2 separate regions of the Homo sapiens genome follow, and region 1 is linked to region 2. The links are chromatin contacts, found by Hi-C or POLR2A ChIA-PET in ENCODE. All regions are on one chromosome and are shown on one strand. The core of a region is the stretch at or near the end of the contact, and the rest is flanking DNA. Distances in the headings are between cores, read along the strand shown.

Region 1 (4,332 bases), core at 1,364-3,863, 93 kb before region 2:
TAAAACATCTCATAAATAATTCTTATATTGATTGCATGTTGACATGTTGATAATAGTTTGGATATCATTAAATGCATTTTATCTGTTTAATTTCTTTGTGCTACTAGGGCATTTAAAATTACACATGTGGCTTACATTTGTTGCTTGCATTATATTTCTATCACACAGTCCTGGTCTATACATAAATAAGAATACACATACACAGGGGAGTGTGTGTGTGCGTGAGCAACGCAGGCATGTGCCATAGCATAATAGAAACGCTGTTCTGCACCCTTTTTTCCACTTAGCAATGTGTCTTGGCAATTGTGTTACATCACTACATAAAGAGATTTTTAAAAGTAGTGATTTATGGTATTTTGTTGTAAAAAACTTCATTTATAGAAGCAGCTCTTGTTGCTGGACCTTCAGATTGTTTCCAACTTTTCCGTCCAAATTTTTACACGATACTATAATAAATAAACTTGTCTTTTTCACACTTAAGGAGTTGGAAAAACTGGGTCAAAGAATATTTATGGCTGGGTGTGGGGGCTTATGCCTATAATCCCAGCACTTTGGGAGGCCAAGGTGGGTGGATCATGAGGTCAGGAGCTGGAGACCATCCTGGCCAACATGGTGAAACCCCGGCTCTACTAAAAATGCAAAAATCAGCTGGCCGTGGTGGCTCGTGCCTGTAATCCCAGCTACTCAGGAGGCTGAGGTAGGAGAATCGCTTGGACCAGGGAATTGGAGGTTGCAGTGAGCCGATATTGCACCACTGCACTCCAGCCTGGCCACAGAGCGAGATTCCATTTAAAAAAAAAATTATTTACATGGTTAACCTTGAGAAATGTAATCCAGTTTCTCTCCTTAGAGGATGTGACAATTTACACACCCATAAGCAATGTATGAGTGTTCTCATTTCCCTTCCATTTTCTAACACAGTATATTCTCAAACATTTTTATCTTTGCCCATCTGACAACTGGTAAATTATGATATATAGTTAATCTAGACTACCTGGTCATATATCTTTGTTTAACACATATCTGAGGCTGGGTGTGGTGGCTCACGCCTGTAATTCCAGCACTTTGGGAGGCTGAGGTGGGTGGATCACTTGAGGTCGAGAGATTGAGTCCAGTCTGGCCAACATGGTGAAACCCTGTCTCTACTAAAAATACAAAAATTAGATGGGCGGGTGGCAGGTGCCTGTAATCACAGCTACTTGGGAGGCTAAGGCAGGAGAATCACTTGAACCCAGGAGGGGAGGTTGCAGTGAGCTGAGATTGCGCCACTGCACCCCAGTGTGGGCAACAGAGTAAGACTCCATCACACACACACACACACACACACACACACACACACACACACACACACAAAATAACCACACACACAAAAAAGAAAAACCATATCTGAGAATAACAATGATTAATTATGGTTTCCAAAGTGTTTTCATGTTTCCTCTTTTAATTTTTACAATAACCCAGTCATAATAAGCATTTTACCAAAAGCCAACCAAAACTGAGGTAAAGAAGAGAAATATATCTTTGTGTGTGGTAAATATACACATAAATTCATTTAATTCTCAACACAATATGGAAGCAGATTTTGTAGGCTTTGTTACTGCCGTTTTATAGATGAGGACACTGAACTTCAGAACAGTTAAGTGACTCATCAGAAATCACACAGCTAGCAAATAGAGGGGTGAGTTATACAACTTTGCTGTTAGATAAAGCATGAGTTAACTGTGGCTCAGCTGTTGTACTAGCTGTGTGAACTTGGATGAGTTCATTCATATGTAATATTGACATGTAATATGTGGAGAATAAAGGTACCTACCCCATGGGAAGGTGTCAAAATTAATCAGGATATTGTATATAAATACTTAGCACAGTGCCTGGCACAAAGGAAGCTCTTAAATATGTATGTGTGTGTGGTGTGTATGTATGTATGTATGTGCATGTGTATGTATGTGTGTGCATGTATATACACACCTGTATGTGTATTGTACATGTGTGTGCCAGTCAAAACCCAGGTTTTTTATTTCCTGAGCTCCCTCCCTGTCATTTTCTCCCTTCTAGCGACTCAGTCTCTTCTGGGCAGCAAAACTCATTTTGATCAGTTCTTTTCTTTGTGTGAGTTGAGGAAGGGCTGGAGCAGAGAGGAGACATTTCCATGTCTTCATTGCCTGCCACTTCCTCCCCAGCTTAGGAAGATGCTCGCCCTCTCTGTCCCTGATCTTTTTCTTCATCAGATGGGTCATTGGTGTAAAGTCAATAATGTGGGTACTATTAGAAATTTCTTTGAGGTCTTGGAGAAAAACAAGTTTAAGCTGCATGCACGTGTGATTGAAAACAAGGCAGTGTTCATACTGGGGCTCATGTAGAAACTACCTGTGACTCAGGGACACTGCTGATCAGGTCAGGCAGGTCATGGTGTATTTAAATGGCCCCCAAATCAAGTAAATGATGACAATATAATAAACTACAACTGTGAAGTAGAGAAGAACCTTTGTGTGATTTTAGAACAGTTTTGATTCTCTTTTGAAAAAAATGACAGGAAGTAAGCGATCAGGAAATGCAGGAACAATAGCCTTTTCCTGGAAGTGTGGCTCTGAAGAGATGACTAAATGTTCAGACATGCTGGGCTGAATAGGCAGGGGCCAAGACCAGGGGCCGCAGCAGGGAGAAGGAGCCAGGATTACTTATGAGAGTGGACAAAGCCAATAGGTTAGGTTACATGTATTATTTATTACTCTCTATCTGGTGAAAATAAAAGAGAGATCATGGCAAGGTTACATTAGACCTGGAGATTATCAAGTCATTAATTGGCAAAAACTGCTACCTGACTTGAAGCCTTTAAAAAGTTTGTAGTATCAGGCAGGAACAGCCAAGAGGAGTTGCCTTCATTTCCTTTGATAAAGGGAACATCCTAGGGGTTTTTGAAAGCTTAAAAATGGCAGCACTACCACCAGACAGTGACCACTTGTTGACCTGTTGGTCCCCGTTTTATTAATCCACTGAATGCTGTGTTTGTGTTTTGAAAGGCTTTGTACGCCAAAGCACAATTATTAAGCCAAGAGTTGTTTTCTTTCTTTAAAAATTATTAATCATAATTTGTAGAAAAATAAAACTACTCTTCTGAATGTCTTATCAGCCTGAGGTACTCAAGGTTACCACACTGAATTGATGTAATTCTAGCTACAAGTGGAACACAAGTTGTCTTAGCTCTTCTAAGCAGCCTTATTACCAGCAAACCCATCATTTCTCCTAGGCTTTGTGGAATGTTGAAAAGTCCTTCTGCAGCACCAGTAATGTCTCTCCAGACTCTTCAGGGGACTTGGAGCCTCAACATCTGTTTTGTAGGGGGCCCTAGGAAAGAAGGAAGTCCCTTTCCAATACAGTGTCAGATTCAAGTAAAATTAATGTTTTAATTTATTTGAAAATCACTTAAAGATGAGAAGAAAAAGATTCATAACTCTAGCCACTTAGACAAATATGAGAAGAGTGCCTCTGTTGGTCCCTCTCATGCCACGCTGCAGAGGTAACTGCTATTAAAAAAAAAAAAGGTGTGTATTATTCTCATTTCTTTTTTTTTTTTTTTTTTTTTTTGAGATGGAGTCTCGCTTTGTCACCCAGCCTGGAAGGCAATGGCATGATCTCGGCTCACTGCAACCTCCGCCTCCCGGGTTCAAGCGATTCTCCTGCCTCAGCCTCCTGAGTATCTGGGATTACAGGTGCGCACCTTCACGCCTGTCTAATTTTTGTATTTCTAGTAGAGATGGGGTTTCACCATGTTGGTCAGGCTGGTCTCGAACTCCTGACCTTGTGATCCACCCGCCTTGGCCTCCCAAAGTGCTGGGATTATAGGCGTGAGCCACCGTGCCCGACCCCCATTTCTTTCCTTAGCTGTGCAATTATATTTACATCTACTTTATTCAAATGGGATGAAATTTGCTGTTTTTTTTTTTTCTTGAGACAGGGTCTCACTCCATCACCCATGCTGGAGTATAGTGGCGTGATCTCTGCTCACTGCAACCTTCACCTCCTGGGCTCAAGTGATCCTCCCACTTCAGCCTCCCGAATAGCTGGGACCACAGGCTGGGTGCCACCATGTCCGGCTAATTCTTTTGTATTTTTTATAGAGACAGGGTTTCACCATGTTTCCCATGCTGGTCTTAAATTCCTGAGCTCAATCGATACATCCTCCTTGGCCTTCCAAAGTGCTAGGATTACAGGTATAAGCCACTGCACCTGGCCCCCAGTTTTTCCTTTTTATTTTTATTTATTTATTTATTTTTTGAGACAGAGTCTCGCTCAGTTGCCCAGGCTGGAGTGCAGTGGTGTGATCTCATCTCA
Region 2 (4,404 bases), core at 172-2,671:
TAAGAATAGAGGAGGTTTTGATCTGCTTATAATCTTTTATATAAAATGGGAATACTCATGGGTTTTTGAATAATGCTCATACCAAAAAGAAAACAAACAAAAAAAACCCCAACATATTAAAAGGTGCCATTGTGCTATTTTATTGTTTTCTTTAAGGCCCAAGGTAAGAAATTGTGAAAGTCAATGATATGTTTCATTCATTGATTCAAAAAATGTTTATTCGGCAAGTATCATGTGCAGAGCACCATGCCATTGCTTGAGACACCTACATTAGTTTTGTTGGGGTTGAATTGAAAGAAAAAATTGTATTTCTCATTATTTGAAGTAACTTTTAAACTATGTATAAACACGAGTTACTAAAATTCCCTTTTGCAGTTTTAACATGAAGAAGTTGGGGAAAACACCTATTACCGGGAAAAAACACCTTAGAATGGCTTGTGAAAGTGTAAATCCTGAAGTTTTAGATCAACACAGCCTGCATTTCTAGGCTTTGACATGATTACCGTCTGTCAGGATTCCATGCCATTGAAAACATTTTCTAGTTGCTGCTGAGTGACAGGGGTTCTCAGTCCTTCCAAGGAATGTGGTTTTGATGAGTAAAAAGCAGCGTTTGATATGTCTGGCTTGACTGCACACATGCTTCAAGTTATTAAAGTTTAAAGTTGCTCAAGAGCTTTATTACAACCATACACATGCCCCGTAATTCCCAAATTGCCACAATAGGAAAAGCACAAGTGAAATTTAAGAACATCCCAATTTCCTTGAATATCATGCAAGTGGCCCTTTGGCGCCTGTCACTGTATACAAATTTGTCAATCTGCGAGGCCATAAACATGTTCCATCAGTTGGGGCCTTTGCATAACTCGAGAGAACTGCCTTTCATCTCATTTGAGGCTTGAAAGACTTGGACCTGAGTAAGAGGACTTATCTGCAACTACTAATTCATGCGAGTACCTGAAAATAGACCTTGTCCCTGTAAACCTGCTATGCTGATTAACAACTGGGAGAGATACGGGGCTGCGGTCTCCAGGGAGATGGCAGCCATATGGAGTTGGGAATGGGGTGAGGGTAAAAAGCAAAAGAATTGTCTTCTCTCTGCCAACTCCTTTGTTTGCCATTTCTTCTGCAGTGGAATGGTGCCCAGCAAAAGCAGGGAGTCTGTGGCATCTGAAGGCTCAAACCAGACAAGCGGCTACCAGTCCGGATATCACTCCGATGACACAGACACCACCGTGTACTCCAGTGAGGAAGCAGAACTTTTAAAGCTGATAGAGATTGGAGTGCAAACCGGTAGCACAGCCCAGATTCTCCAGCCTGACTCGGGGACCACACTGAGCTCTCCTCCTGTTTAAAAGGAAGCATCCACACCCCCAACTCCTGGACATCACATGAGAGGTGCTGCTCAGATTTTCAAGTGTTGTTCTTTCCACCAGCAGGAAGTAGCCGCATTTGATTTTCATTTCGACAACAGAAAAAGGACCTCGGACTGCAGGGAGCCAGTCTTCTAGGCATATCCTGGAAGAGGCTTGTGACCCAAGAATGTGTCTGTGTCTTCTCCCAGTGTTGACCTGATCCTCTTTTTCATTCATTTAAAAAGCATTTATCATGCCCCCTGCTGCGGGTCTCACCATGGGTTTAGAACAAAGACGTTCAAGAAATGGCCCCATCCTCAAAGAAGTAGCAGTACCTGGGGAGCTGACACTTCTGTAAAACTAGAAGATAAACCAGGCAATGTAAGTGTTCGAGGTGTTGAAGATGGGAAGGATTTGCAGGGCTGAGTCTATCCAAGAGGCTTTGTTTAGGACGTGGGTCCCAAGCCAAGCCTTAAGTGTGGAATTCGGATTGATAGAAAGGAAGACTAACGTTACCTTGCTTTGGAGAGTACTGGAGCCTGCAAATGCATTGTGTTTGCTCTGGTGGAGGTGGGCATGGGGTCTGTTCTGAAATGTAAAGGGTTCAGACGGGGTTTCTGGTTTTAGAAGGTTGCGTGTTCTTCGAGTTGGGCTAAAGTAGAGTTCGTTGTGCTGTTTCTGACTCCTAATGAGAGTTCCTTCCAGACCGTTACGTGTCTCCTGGCCAAGCCCCAGGAAGGAAATGATGCAGCTCTGGCTCCTTGTCTCCCAGGCTGATCCTTTATTCAGAATACCACAAAGAAAGGACATTCAGCTCAAGGCTCCCTGCCGTGTTGAAGAGTTCTGACTGCACAAACCAGCTTCTGGTTTCTTCTGGAATGAATACCCTCATATCTGTCCTGATGTGATATGTCTGAGACTGAATGCGGGAGGTTCAATGTGAAGCTGTGTGTGGTGTCAAAGTTTCAGGAAGGATTTTACCCTTTTGTTCTTCCCCCTGTCCCCAACCCACTCTCACCCCGCAACCCATCAGTATTTTAGTTATTTGGCCTCTACTCCAGTAAACCTGATTGGGTTTGTTCACTCTCTGAATGATTATTAGCCAGACTTCAAAATTATTTTATAGCCCAAATTATAACATCTATTGTATTATTTAGACTTTTAACATATAGAGCTATTTCTACTGATTTTTGCCCTTGTTCTGTCCTTTTTTTCAAAAAAGAAAATGTGTTTTTTGTTTGGTACCATAGTGTGAAATGCTGGGAACAATGACTATAAGACATGCTATGGCACATATATTTATAGTCTGTTTATGTAGAAACAAATGTAATATATTAAAGCCTTATATATAATGAACTTTGTACTATTCACATTTTGTATCAGTATTATGTAGCATAACAAAGGTCATAATGCTTTCAGCAATTGATGTCATTTTATTAAAGAACATTGAAAAACTTGAAGGAATCCCTTTGCAAGGTTGCATTACTGTACCCATCATTTCTAAAATGGAAGAGGGGGTGGCTGGGCACAGTGGCCGACACCTAAAAACCCAGCACTTTGGGGGGCCAAGGTGGGAGGATCGCTTGAGCCCAGGAGTTCAAGACCAGTCTGGCCAACATGGTCAGATTCCATCTCAAAGAAAAAAGGTAAAAATAAAATAAAATGGAGAAGAAGGAATCAGACATAATTTCCATGTGGTTGTTTTACATTTTTACTGGTTTTCTTACTCTTCTTATAAGGGATATTTTCATAAACTGATTATATATTTTACAAACCAATAAATGTATTTGTAGTACAAAGTATGAGGGTATAATATCACCACAACTATTTTGAGGATAAGTATGTCTGGTTTAAAGTTTAACTGCTTCTTCCCTCTTCTTCTTCATTACAAAGAATTCACACACACACACACACACACACACACACACACACACACGCCACGCATACACCCCCCAACACCCACACCTCCTCCCAGCCCCCCCACACCCACACATCCAACCCCCCATACTCACACTCACACCCCCTCACAGTCACACCCACCCCCACACACCTACACACCCACCAGCACACACATACCCACACACAGATCCACCCACACACCCACACCCACCCACATACACACACCCCCCCACATGCACACCCCCACACACACCCACCCCCCACACACCCATCCACACACCCACACATCCAACACCCCCGCACTCACCCACACCCCACACACACCCACACACAACCCACCCCCCACAGTCACAACCCCCCTCACATTCCCCCATACACGTCCTACACACCCACCACACACCACCCCCACACATCCACACTCCCACACACATCCCTCCACACACACCCCCCAACACTTTTTCATATTATATTCTAAGCACTTTAGAGATGTTAAAACAGAGATATGTGATTCCTTGGCCCTCCAGTGAACTCCATATCTGTTAGAATAGCCAATCATGAAACTCAGGGGGTGAAAGACCCTGAGACAAGTGATCAGACCCATGGCAGTGCAGGGAGGCATGGACCAGATTTACAGTCTCTAATAATATTCTACTCTATACTTACAGAGTCAGAACATAAGATCCATTATTGCCATTTTGAATGATTACCATCACCCAAATTCAGTAGGTGGAGTTATTTAATAAATTATTGGCCCAAATAAGTGACCTTATTTTTTGTGATTTTTTAATACAAGATTTTGAAATGTTTATCTAGTCAAATATGCCTCTCCCTATTTTTAAAAAATGGCTCCTAGGTTTTAAAAAATTTTATTAGAGAAGGTCTTTCCAATTCTAAACCCCCAATTCTAAATTTTCTTCTTTTATTGCATTTAAATCCATTTGGGATTATTTGCATATATGGAGCAAAGTGAAATAGGAGTCTAACTTTATTCTTTTTTTCAAGCAGATTATCAATCATGGCAGCACTGTTTATTAAATATCCCTGTTTTCCCTGTGGTTGGCAACAACCCTATTGTATCATTGTTCAAAACTAGCACGTCACTGAGACGTTCTGCACAGCTTTGTGATGAAGGGTGGGGCTGTTGCTGTTGTGT

What was found. A loop is a pair of places that touch in the nucleus more often than their neighbours do. ChIA-PET counts read pairs that join two places held with the same protein, here RNA polymerase II (POLR2A). Pooled maps may share reads with other maps.
Region 1: a loop to region 2 is called in a map of endothelial cell of umbilical vein, with 6 times the contacts of the local background. The contact joins two enhancer-like sites. A Hi-C loop is called at or near these places in 1 of 168 maps with a recorded cell type or tissue (endothelial cell of umbilical vein) and 1 of 50 pooled maps. POLR2A ChIA-PET finds 5 or more read pairs at or near these places in 4 of 52 experiments (H1, Panc1, T-cell and 1 more).

The regions. Positions count from the first base shown.
Region 1 is chr4:55,171,121-55,175,452 of GRCh38, reverse strand. No RefSeq gene overlaps it. Among named protein-coding and RNA genes, the nearest start is that of KDR, 48 kb to the right of the region's middle. Within about 2 kb of position 2,613, at least 4 of the 41 ENCODE cell types and tissues checked have a DNase peak (open chromatin) inside an H3K27ac peak, as active enhancers do; they include endothelial cell of umbilical vein, where a contact is called at or near this core.
Region 2 is chr4:55,076,889-55,081,292 of GRCh38, reverse strand. KDR (kinase insert domain receptor) reads left to right here. Exons shown (of 30, transcript NM_002253.4): 30 at 1,130-2,812. The coding sequence ends at 1,352. Among named protein-coding and RNA genes, the nearest start is that of KDR, 47 kb to the left of the region's middle. Within about 2 kb of position 1,421, at least 6 of the 41 ENCODE cell types and tissues checked have a DNase peak (open chromatin) inside an H3K27ac peak, as active enhancers do; they include endothelial cell of umbilical vein, where a contact is called at or near this core.